Regions from separate parts of the Homo sapiens genome. Here region 1 is linked to region 2. Evidence: chromatin loops called from intact Hi-C (ENCODE). Cell type or tissue: gastrocnemius medialis. All regions are shown on one strand. Each heading gives the region's core, and the rest is flanking DNA. Links, peaks and the distances in the headings are about the cores only.

Region 1 (5,369 bases), core at 56-5,055, 93 kb before region 2:
TCACTGCAACCTCCACCTCCTGGGCTCAAATGATTCTCCTGCCTCAGCTTCCCAACTAGCTGGGACTACAGGCTGTGCCTCTACGCCTGGCTACTTTTTGTATTTTTAGTAGAGACGGGGTTTCACCATGTTGGCCAGGCTGGTCTTAAACTCCTGGCCTTAAGTGATCTGCCCACTTCGGCTTCCCAAAGTGCTGGGATTACAGGTGTGAGCCACTGGTGCAAGGCTGGAAATAGGGTCTTTATGGAGGTAATTAAGTTAAGGATCTCAAGATGAGAACATCCTGGATTCAGGGTGGACACTCAATCAGAGGACTGGTGTTCTTACCAGAGAAAGGAGAGGGGTATTTGAGACAGAGAGCAGAGGGCCATGAGAAGACAGAGGCAGAGTTAGAGTGATGCAGCTCCAAGCCAAGGAGCGCATGATCACCACCAACCACAGAACCCGGGAGAAAGGCGTGGGGCAGATTCTCACCTAGGGCCTAAGGAGGGAACCAGTGCTGCTGCTGGCACCTTGCATTCAGACTTCTGGCCTCCAGAACTGTGAGATGATATATCTCTATTTTTTTTTAAGTCACCAAGTTCATGGTAATTTGTTACGGCAGCCTTTGGAAGGTAAGACACGGGGCCTGGTATTAAATAAGGGCTCAGTGTTTGTCCAATGAATGAAAGGGGCCAGGCACGGTGGCTCACGCCTATAATCCCAGCACTTTGGGAGGCCGAGGTGGGTGGATCACCTGAGGTCAGGAGTTCAAGACCAGCCTGGCCAACATGGTGAAACCCTGTTTCTACTAAAAATACAAAAAAAAAAAAAAAAGCTGGGTGTGGTGGTGCATGCCTGTAATCCCAGCTACTCGGGAGGCTGAGGCAGGATAACCAGGGAGGTGGAGGTTGCAGTGAGCCAAGATCATGCCACTGTGCTCCAGCCTGGGCAATAGAGTGAGACTCCATCTCCAAAAAAAAGAATGACTGAAAAGGCTAAGAAAGGAAGCTTGGCTTGCTGGTCTGTGGTGGGAACAAAAGGGAGACCTTCGGATGCCTTCTTGCTCTGTGCCAGCTGCCTGGTGCAGCCTATGACCACTGCAGGACCCTGCAGACTGCCTGCCTGACACCATCTCCCCTTGCCCCTGCCGACAGCTGCCCTGTTTGGCCACATACTCTTGGGCATCCTCTCATGATGTGGGGGAAGCTGATCCATCCTAAATATACTGCCAAATGTGGAAAATCCCATTTTCTTGGAGAGTGACTGAGGCAGAGCAGGCTTTGTGACCCATTTCTGGCCAATGAGACAGAGGGAAAGCATGCTGGGTGTGGGGGGGCGTTGGGAAAAGGTGTACTCTTTTCAGTCTCTTCCCTTTCAGGTCTGGTTGCCAGGAGTGGCAGATGTGGAAATAATCGGTGTCCCTGTTGACACACTTGAACTTCTCAGTGTACCTTGTCTGCACCCCAACCACTCCTGGGCTTCCAGCAATGTGAGATCATTGATAGCCTTTTTGTGGAAGCTGAATACGTCCTAGTGGAGACTCCAGACATGAGAACGAGGGGCTTTTGTCTTCAGCAGTGCAGATTGGGAAACTGAGGCTCAGAGACTATTACATTGTTGGAGACACAGGGGGGTAAGAGGCAGAGCTGGGATTCACACTGAGGCCCACCTGTCTCTGTGTCCCATGTTTTCAGCTGCTCTTGTACACTATTGCTCTTGGCTTTCAACTGGCTGTCTTGATTTTACATGAGGTTTGGGGCCTGGCAAATGCCTGGTTGCAGTCTGGTTCTTAGCATAACAGGGTCCGCATGTTGAGAGTTCATTGCAATGTAGTGACTACTGAGTCAGCTCCAGGGGTCCCATCTAACCAGGATCCATGCCCAGGACTTGGATATGCGTTCGCAGACTCACTCCTCCACAGCAGCCCTATTTACCAAAGAAGAAAGTGAAGCTTACAGCGGCTGCAAATGCTGTGCAGAGCTACAGAGAGTGAGCGACTGGGACTGGAACCAGCTCTGTCTCACTCCAAAGCCCCCTTTTTGTGTTCCTCCAACTACACTCTGTGCCCATCATGCAGGACTTTGATGGTTGCTGCTATATCCCTGGAGCCTGGGAGTGCCTGGCCCCTTGCAGGCACTCCGCAAATGTTTGTTGAATGAATAAATGAGCTCCACCAGGACTCCAGGTTAGAGGTGCTCAAAGCAAAACCATGGGTCGGGCACAGTGACTTATGCCTGTAATCCTAGCACTTTGGGAAGCTGAGGTGGGTGGACTGCCAGAGCTCAGGAGTTTGAGATCAGCCTGGGTAACACGGTGAAATCCCGTCTCTACTAAAAATACAAAAAAAAAAAAAAAAAAAAAAAAAAGCCAGGCGTGGTGATGCACGCCTGTAGTCCCAACTACTCAGGAGGCTAAGGCACAAGAATCACTTGAGCCCAGGAGGCAGAGGTTGCAGTGAGCTGAGATCCAACCACTGCACTCCAGCCTGGGCAGTAAAAAAAACAAAACAAAACAAAACCCACAAAACCATTAAACCGGGGGCTCCACCAAGCTGGCCACAATTTAAATAGCAGAGGGGTCTGCCCTCCCCTACCTCCAGAAGCAGTGAGGCCTAACCCCATTGAAAGCCCATTCTGGGTGGTACTTCCTCTCACAGAGGCCTGCCAGCCAGCAGCTGGGACTCGGCTCGTCGCCACGGATGTGTGCTTCTCTGAACAATGTTGGGAAAGGAAACTAGACTCAAGGGCTCCAGGGGGTTTTCTGGTCATTTTGGCTGTGGGGGTAGAGGGGTAGGGTTGGCGAGGTTCCCTGGGGCAGGGCGGTGGACCTCAGCCTGGTCACTGCCTTTGGAGGTGGTGGTGGAGGAGGGGAAAGGAGGTCTGGGTTTGAAATAACCCTCTAAGGGTGTTTTTTTTTTTTTGGTCAGGGTCTTACTCTGTTGCCCAGGCTGGAATGCAGTGGCACATGATCTCGGCTCACTGCCTGCAACCTCTGCCTCCTGGGCTTAAGTGATCCTCTTGCCTCAGCTTCCCGAGTAGCTGTGACTCAGGCTCACTCCACCAGGCCTGGCTAATTTTTAAAGTTTTTTGTAGAGATGGAGGTCTCATCATGTTGTCCAGGCTAGTCTTGAACTCCTGGGCTCAAGTGGTCCACCCTCCTTAGCCTCCCAAATAGCTGAGATTACAGGTATGAGCCAATGTGCCCAGTCCACAGATATTTTTCAAAACAGCTTTCTTGAGATATAATTCACATCCCATGCAACTCATGCATGTAAAGTGTACAGTACAGAGGCTTCAGCACATTCACAGAGCTGAGCAGCCATCGTCACAATCCATTTTAGAACATTCTTATCATCCCAAAGAGCAGCCCTGTACCCCTTATCTTTTACCTTCCGATAGGCCCGCTCTCTGCTTTCCTGGTCCTTGGCAACCACTGATCTACGTTCTGTCTCTGTAGATTTGCTAATTCTGCATATGCTATAGGTGGGTCTTATGATGGGGAAATTAAGTCCAAAGAGGGTGGCTGAGCAGCCCACAGCCATAAAACTAAGGAAGGGGCAGACTTGGAACTGGAGCCCAGATTCCTTGTTTCCAAGTTCATGCTTTCACAGGAGGTCTTCTTCTTCCCAGTAACAATTCCTAAAATAGTCAGCCTTGGTTTTGCCCCATGGGGATGAGGGCTTTACCTCCCTCATCTCACAGTCCCCCTCAGATGTAGGTACATTTCTGATACCCATAGGTATAATAATGAGGAAACTGATACCCAGAGAGGCTAATGGTCCAATGCACCATGGCTGCCAGCAAAGAGAAGAGGGTAATAGGGAAAAGCATTTGTATGCCCAAGGACTGGTGAGCAACACAGAATACAAAGAGTCAAGATGATTCAGCTTAAAATGTAATTTTCTTTCAGGTTATTCTTTCTTACCTATCCACTTCCCTTTTTCTTTCTTTTGTAGGAAAAGGAAAAGAAAGATCCCTCTACCCTTTGAGGTCACTTCCTGACCCATTTGTGCATCTATGTAGAGTGGTTACAAACTCACATCTCCCTGCCTGAATGCCTCTTATTAATCTGGGGATGGGTGGCAGGTCAGCATGCCCATGGGCTCTGACACCAGACAGGCTGAGGTTCAAATCCAGCCCCCACCACCCACTGACTTAACCCACTCTAGCCCTCTGACAGCTAACCTGTGACAGGGCCTTTCTACCTCATATGTCTGAACCCACAGAGTGGTTTCTTTCTCTCTCTCTCTCTCTTTCTTTCTTTTTTTCCTTCTTTCTTTTTTGTTTTTTTTGACGGAGTCTCACTCTGTTGCCCAGGCTAGAGTGCAGTGGTACAATCTCGGCTCACTGCAAGCTCCACCTCCTGGGTTCAGGCCATTCTCCTGCCTCAGCCTCCTGAGTAGGTGGGATTATAGGCACCCACCACCAGGCCAGGCTAATGTTTTTGTATTTTCAGTAGAGACGGGTTTTCACCATGTTAAGCAGGATGGTCTTGATCTTCCAACCTCGTGATCCGCCCGCCTCAGCCTCCCAGGGTGCTGGGATTACAGGCGTGAGCCACCGCGCCCGGCTCAGAGTGGTTTCTTTCCCTACCTATTTTATTCCATGGAAAAGAAAGAATACACAGAATGGTTCCTTCCCCACCTATTATCCTTGGGAAAAGAAGTGTCATTTTACATTAGAGTCCTCCCAGAACAGCGCCTGCCGCCTTGATGATGACGACGATTGTTAATTCTGAGATGGAGTCTTGATCTATCACCTATGCTGGAGTGCAGTGGCACCATCTTGGCTCACTGCAACCTCTGCCTTCTGGGTTCAAACGATTCTGCTACCTCAGACTCGTGAGTAGCTGACACTACAGGTGTGTGCCACCATGCCTGGGTAATTTTTGTATTTTTAGTAGAGAGGGTGTTTTACCATGTTGGCCAGGATAGTCGTGAACTCCTGATCTCAGGTAAGCCGCCTGCCTTGGCCTCCCAAAGTGCTGGGATTACAGGTATGAGCCACTGCACCTGGCAGATTATTTTTATTTTGAACAACCAAGTTAGAGTTTGAGAAAGAGATGAAGGGCCTCCAGTACTCTCTTTCAATCCACTGATTCCTTCAGTCGTTCACCTGGGGGGTGGGGTTGGGCTAGGGGTTGGTTAGCAAAAAATGAGCCAAAGAAGAAAATGAATTAAAAACATGAAAGAAAAAAAAGCAAACTGCCATTTACGATGACCATTATCTCACACACAGTGGACATTTTAACTCAAAAATACTATAGGCTCACAGGCATAGATTAAACAGAGAAACCTGTTCTTCATGTTCTTATTTTTTTGCTTGCTTCCCACAGATGAGAGAAAAATCCAGCCAGAATTGGCATCTGTCAAGATAGGCTTTTAGGAG
Region 2 (5,369 bases), core at 193-5,192:
TTCCCTTGTTTCCTAACCCACAGCCCTAGGTTGAGCTCCCAGGAAACATGATCTGAGACGCAGGTTTGTGTGCAGGAGGCTTACTAGGGAGTGCAGGGTCATCACCCTGGGGGAAGGAAGGCAGCTGGAACAGGCAGCTGGGGAGTCACAACCATGGCCTGGGCACACCTGATGGGGAGCTCTGAGCATGGCCTGTGGAGCTGTCCTGAATTGAGACTAGAGGGCCAGGCCTTTGTTCCCTTGCGTGGACTGGGTCAGAGCTGGCTGCCTTGGAAGGGGCTTTGACCTGGGCGAGGCACTCTCTGTAGGGGATGGCAGGTTGCAGAGAGGGGTGAAGCTGAGCCGTTGGCTTCCTCCCCTGCAGCGATGGGGGCTCAGCCTGCCTGTGCTGGTTTTGGTCGGGCTGTGCAGCACGACACACACACATCCAGAGGTGGGAGTGAGGGAGGGGCTCGCCTAGGGAGAAAGCGGGTGAGGCTGTCCCAGAGCTAGGAGCCCAAAGAAGCTCTCAGCCTCCAGTGTTTACATTGTAAGGGGAGGCCTTTGGACCAGGTGGGCTCCCATGTCCCAGGTGCTTGGATGCTCAAGCCCCTGGTTCCTGGGTTTTCTCCACTTGTTCTTGAGCAGCTGCTCTGGCACCCCAGGCCCCTCAGTCTCTCTGTTCCTGGACATGGGATGGTTCCTTTGCCCTGCTGCTGTCTGGGCTCCTGGGGGGCCCTGGCCTCTTCCTTGCTCCCAGGATGGGCTCCACTGGGGCACCAGCATGAGAGGACGCTGGCCTCTCCCTTGCTCCCAGGATGAGCTCCACTGGGGCAGCAGCGTGAGAGGACGCTGGCCTCTCCCTTGCTCCCAGGATGGGCTCCACTGGGCACCAGCATGAGAGGACGCTGGCCTCTCCCTTGCTCCCAGGGTGAGCTCCAACTGGGGCACCAGCATGAGAGGACGCTGGCCTCTCCCTTGCTCCCAGGATGAGCTCCACTGGGGCACCAGCATGAGAGGACGCTGGCCTCTCCCTTTCTCCCAGGATGGGCTCCACTGGGGCACCAGCGTGAGAGGACGCTGGCCTCTCCCTTTCTCCCAGGATGGGCTCCACTGGGGCACCAGCATGAGAGGACGCTGGCCTCTCCCTTGCTCCCAGGATGGGCTCCACTGGGCACCAGCATGAGAGGATGCTGGTCTCTCCCTTGCTCCCAGGGTGAGCTCCAACTGGGGCACCAGCATGAGAGGACGCTGGCCTCTCCCTTGCTCCCAGGATGAGCTCCACTGGGGCACCAGCATGAGAGGACGCTGGCCTCTCCCTTGCTCCCAGGATGAGCTCCACTGGGGCACCAGCATGAGAGGATGCTAGCCTCTCCCTTTCTCCCAGGATGGGCTCCACTGGGGCACCAGCATGAGAGGACGCTGGCCTCTCCCTTGCTCCCAGGTTGAGCTCCACTGGGGCACCAGCATGAGAGGACGCTGGCCTCTCCCTTGCTCCCAGGATGAGCTCCACTGGGGCACCAGCATGAGAGGACGCTAGCCTCTCCCTTTCTCCCAGGATGGTCTCCACTGGGGCACCAGCATGAGAGGACGCTGGCCTCTCCCTTGCTCCCAGGATGAGCTCCACTGGGGCACCAGCATGAGAGGACGTGGCCTCTCCCTTGCTCCCAAGATGAGCTCCACTGGGGCACTAGCATGAGAGGATGCTGGCCTCTCCCTTGCTCCCAGGATGAGCTCCACTGGGGCACCAGCGTGAGAGGACGCTGGCCTCTCCCTTGCTCCCAGGATGGGCTCCACTGGGCACCAGCATGAGAGGACACTGGCCTCTCCCTTGCTCCCAGGATGGGCTCCACTGGGGCACCAGCATGATCTGGCTCCTCTCCCCACGACCCCTCTCGCTGCCGCTCTGGTAGCGCCTGTTCCCACTGCTCCTCCACCTTCATCCTGCCCTGGCCCAGCTGTTCCTTGGACCACTCCCAGGGCTGAGGCAGAAAGGTTCTTGCAAGCCCCTGGGGCAACTTCCCTAGCCTGCTGGCCGCTGTGCCCAGCCAGCCCCAGCTGGCCCAACAGGGACTTTTTCTGCCCTCAAGGTCTGTCTGTGAAAGCCGTGGGTGCTGTCCCTGTGGTACCAGTAAGTGGGTGGGGAGCATCTTGTCATTTGAAGTCTGTGCTGTTACAGAGGCCCTTAGAACCAGAGGAAAGGCTGGAGGTGGGGACACAGGATGGCCAGAGTCACACTGGACCGTCTCCAGGGCAGCGGCTGGGCAGTGACGCGCTACTTCCTTCCGCATGCCACAGCAGAAGCTGGGAGGATGGTACAGGGAAACTAGGTGGTTTTCTCCTGCAAGGTGGGGCGAGCTTCCTCTCTTGACCACTCTGTCTCAGCTCTGCTGGACACTTGGCTCCAGCCAGAAGGGTCTGGATCTCATATTCTTGACCCACCCACCCCACTAATTTCACTTCTCCTTCTTGTGTGAGCTACTCGCTTGGAGGCAGTCAGGTGTGGTCATTATGGGCACACTGGGTTGGAGTTTGAGGCTAGCACAGATAAGGTACCAAACTGATCGGTGCCTCAGTTTCCTCACCTGGAAGATGGAGATGATCATGGTACCTGCCTTGTAAAATTGTTCAAACATCAAACAGGTGAATGTGCATATAAGGCACCACCTAGAACAACACCTGTCACCTGATAAGCACTATTGAAGTTTCAGCTTTTGTTACTATTGTTACTGCTGCTGCTGCTCCTTTTGCCTGGGACGTGTTCTCCCTTGCTTCCCTCCCTTTTCTTTTTTATTTTTGGAGATGGAGTCTTGCTCTGTCACCCAGGCTGGAGTGCAGTGGCGTGATCTCGGCTCACTGCAAGCTCCGCCTCCCGAATTCACGCCATTCTTCTGCCTCAGCCTCCTGAGTAGCTGGGACTACAGGCGCCTGCTACCATGCCTGGCTAATTTTTTTTGTATTTTTAGTAGAGACGGGGTTTCACCGTGTTAGCCAGGATGGTCTCGATCCTCTGACCTCGTGATCCGCCCGCCTCAGCCTCCCAAAGTGCTGGGATTACAGGCGTGAGCCACCACCGTGCCTGGCCCTCGCTTCCCGCTTCAGCTGAACCTCACTATGTGGCTTCGAAGAAACACTCATGCAGATTCCTGTGACCGAGCACTGGAATTTGATTCAAATCCAGGCTCTGCTGCCTGCCATCCAGCTCTAAGCCCTGAGTTGTGTACCCATGTGACACCCCACCCTTGGCTGTTCTGAGCCCTGGGGGTCAACCATGTGTACTTTGCAGAAGGTAGAATCTGGTGAACAATTAGGCAACTTTAATGCCTGGATGACCCCAGGGCAGCCTGGCACACAGTAGGTGCTCATGTAGGCCTTGTTCCTTCCCACTTCCCCTCCCTGGCCCTTAGTGACCTTGCCTTGCTCTGAACCCCAGTGGCATTAAAAGAAACCTTTATTTTTTTACTTATTTTTGGGGGTGCAGGGGGTCCCCACTTACTCTGCATCCCTCTTGTCTCTTCACAGTGTCAGACTAGAGTCAAATTCAGCTGGGTCTTTCCTGGCTGATTCTGCCAAGCCCGTCCTGTGGTTTTGGTTCCTCTGGGTGGCAGGTAGAGTCAGTAGGAGTCTTGTTCATCCATTCATGTGTGTCGCTAATTAGGTGACAAAGCATTTGGCTACATGAAGAGTGTCATAGTTACTCCTGATGTTTACCCAGGCTTCATTGAATTTCTTCACTTTGACATTCAGAGTCCTGGGCAGAAATCACATCATGTCAACACCTATATTGGGCCTTTGGCATTTCTGTGGCATTTTGTATTGAGATTATCTGGTCATTTGACATCATTTTCTGCCCACACTGAATCTCCTGCAAGACCTTCCTCCATGACCATTCCTGAAGGGTGGAGACCAGCCCTTCTCACTGGGACATCACCCTATACTGGGGATCTCCAGTGTAGGTGCCTCCTCATTGGGGCATCACTGTACGCTATAAATCTCTTATGTGACCTATGTCCCTGGACATACCTGAAGGGTGGAGACCAGCCCTCCTTATTGGGGCATCACCCTACCCTGTGAGTCTGCTATGTGACCCATGTCCATGGACATTGCTTGAGCCTTGCTCATTGAAGTGTCACCCTTACCTTGACTCAATGTCTTGTTCCCAGTTAGTGGTCCATAAATAACTGTTGACCAGGCTCTCTCATAGAGGGCTGCCTGAGGTGGGAACTGATGGGAGCAGCTAAATCCTGTGCTGTTGAAAACCCTCAAGGTGACAGAACTGGGTCTCCCTCTTTTGCAGCATCAGTCTCCGAGAGTTGAAGACCATCTTGCCCCTGATCAACTTTAAAGTGAGCAGTGCCAAGTTCCTTAAAGATAAGTTTGTGGTAAGTTTCATGGCTCAGCCTGGGAATTTTATGAATGCGGAGTGACTTAGCCTCTCTCATGAAGCCGTGGCTTGCCTTTGAGTTCCGTGGAATAGTGCACAAGAAAATCCTTTGCCTCCAGAGTACATCTTAGTTCAGACAGAGGGATCATGGACATATCTGAGGACCATCGTCTCAATCCTAGCAGAGAATGTAATCAATAAAGACCATGTTTACTGAGCTCTTGGACTTGGAACATCTACCCTCAGACCTGTTTTCCATTAGTCCAGCTTTCCCTATTTCCCTGACCATACTGCAGCCCATTTTTTCCCTAGTGAAATGAATGCATGTATGTCTTTTGGAAAATATTATGAAAGATTCCTTGTGTAGGGTACCAGGACCGTGGCATTTTGTATGCAAGTCCTGGTAGTGTAGCTGTCAGAGTTGGCTCTTTTTTCTTCTGTTTCTCCAACCATCCATCCTTCCATACATCATTAAATTTATTTTGTTGTGTAATCAAGTTATTGGTGGGTCTGGGCAGTAAAGCCACTCCATGAGTGATGGGATATAGTAGAGCAGGTGAGGCAAGGATGGAGACAATGGGCACCGATTTTTGCTTACAGGGAAATACTCATTCTTCTTAGGAAATGAGCAACCCTGCATCCAAACAGCCCCAGTTGGAGGACTCCAATGCCCATTTTCAATATCAGCTCCATTACAAGGTTCCTCAGTGCAAAAAGCTCATTTCATTTTTGTATTAATGAGCTCCTGGAAAAATTATCCCATTTTATTGCTTATCAAGCATCCTTTGACCTGCCCCCAATATTCCACATTAATCCAATAATAGAAAAAGAGAAAAGGGTAGGTCAGAAGAGGAGAGAGATGGGAGAAGCATTTACCATTGATTGCTACACAGTTGCCATTTAATTCTTTATCAAGTATTTACTGAACCAGGTGTTTTGCAGGTATGTTGTTCACTTTCAGGGAAGCCCTAGGAGCATAGTAGTGGTTCTCCCATTTTACAGGTAA

Evidence for each region. Hi-C counts contacts between places; a loop is a spot of excess contacts. Peaks named below come from ENCODE experiments on the same cell type or tissue, not always from the same donor. Only the 100,000 strongest peaks of a DNase experiment are listed, where the experiment ranks them.
Region 1: it touches region 2 in a loop (3-fold over the local background); 31 of 110 quality-filtered maps call a loop at or near these places.

The regions. Positions count from the first base shown.
Region 1 is chr16:81,771,856-81,777,224 of GRCh38, forward strand. LOC105369213 (a long non-coding RNA gene) reads left to right here. Exons shown (of 4, transcript NR_189584.1): 4 at 5,317-5,369. It also overlaps a transcript of PLCG2 not described here. Among named protein-coding and RNA genes, the nearest start is that of PLCG2, 4.8 kb to the right of the region's middle. In gastrocnemius medialis, for the core only: no CTCF peak of the experiment used is centred there; no DNase peak of the experiment used is centred there; H3K27ac peaks cover 1,083 bases.
Region 2 is chr16:81,864,938-81,870,306 of GRCh38, forward strand. It overlaps PLCG2 (phospholipase C gamma 2), which reads left to right. Exons shown (of 33, transcript NM_002661.5): 6 at 4,277-4,361. Among named protein-coding and RNA genes, the nearest start is that of PLCG2, 88 kb to the left of the region's middle. In gastrocnemius medialis, for the core only: no CTCF peak of the experiment used is centred there; a DNase peak (open chromatin) is centred at 2,234; H3K27ac peaks cover 1,148 bases.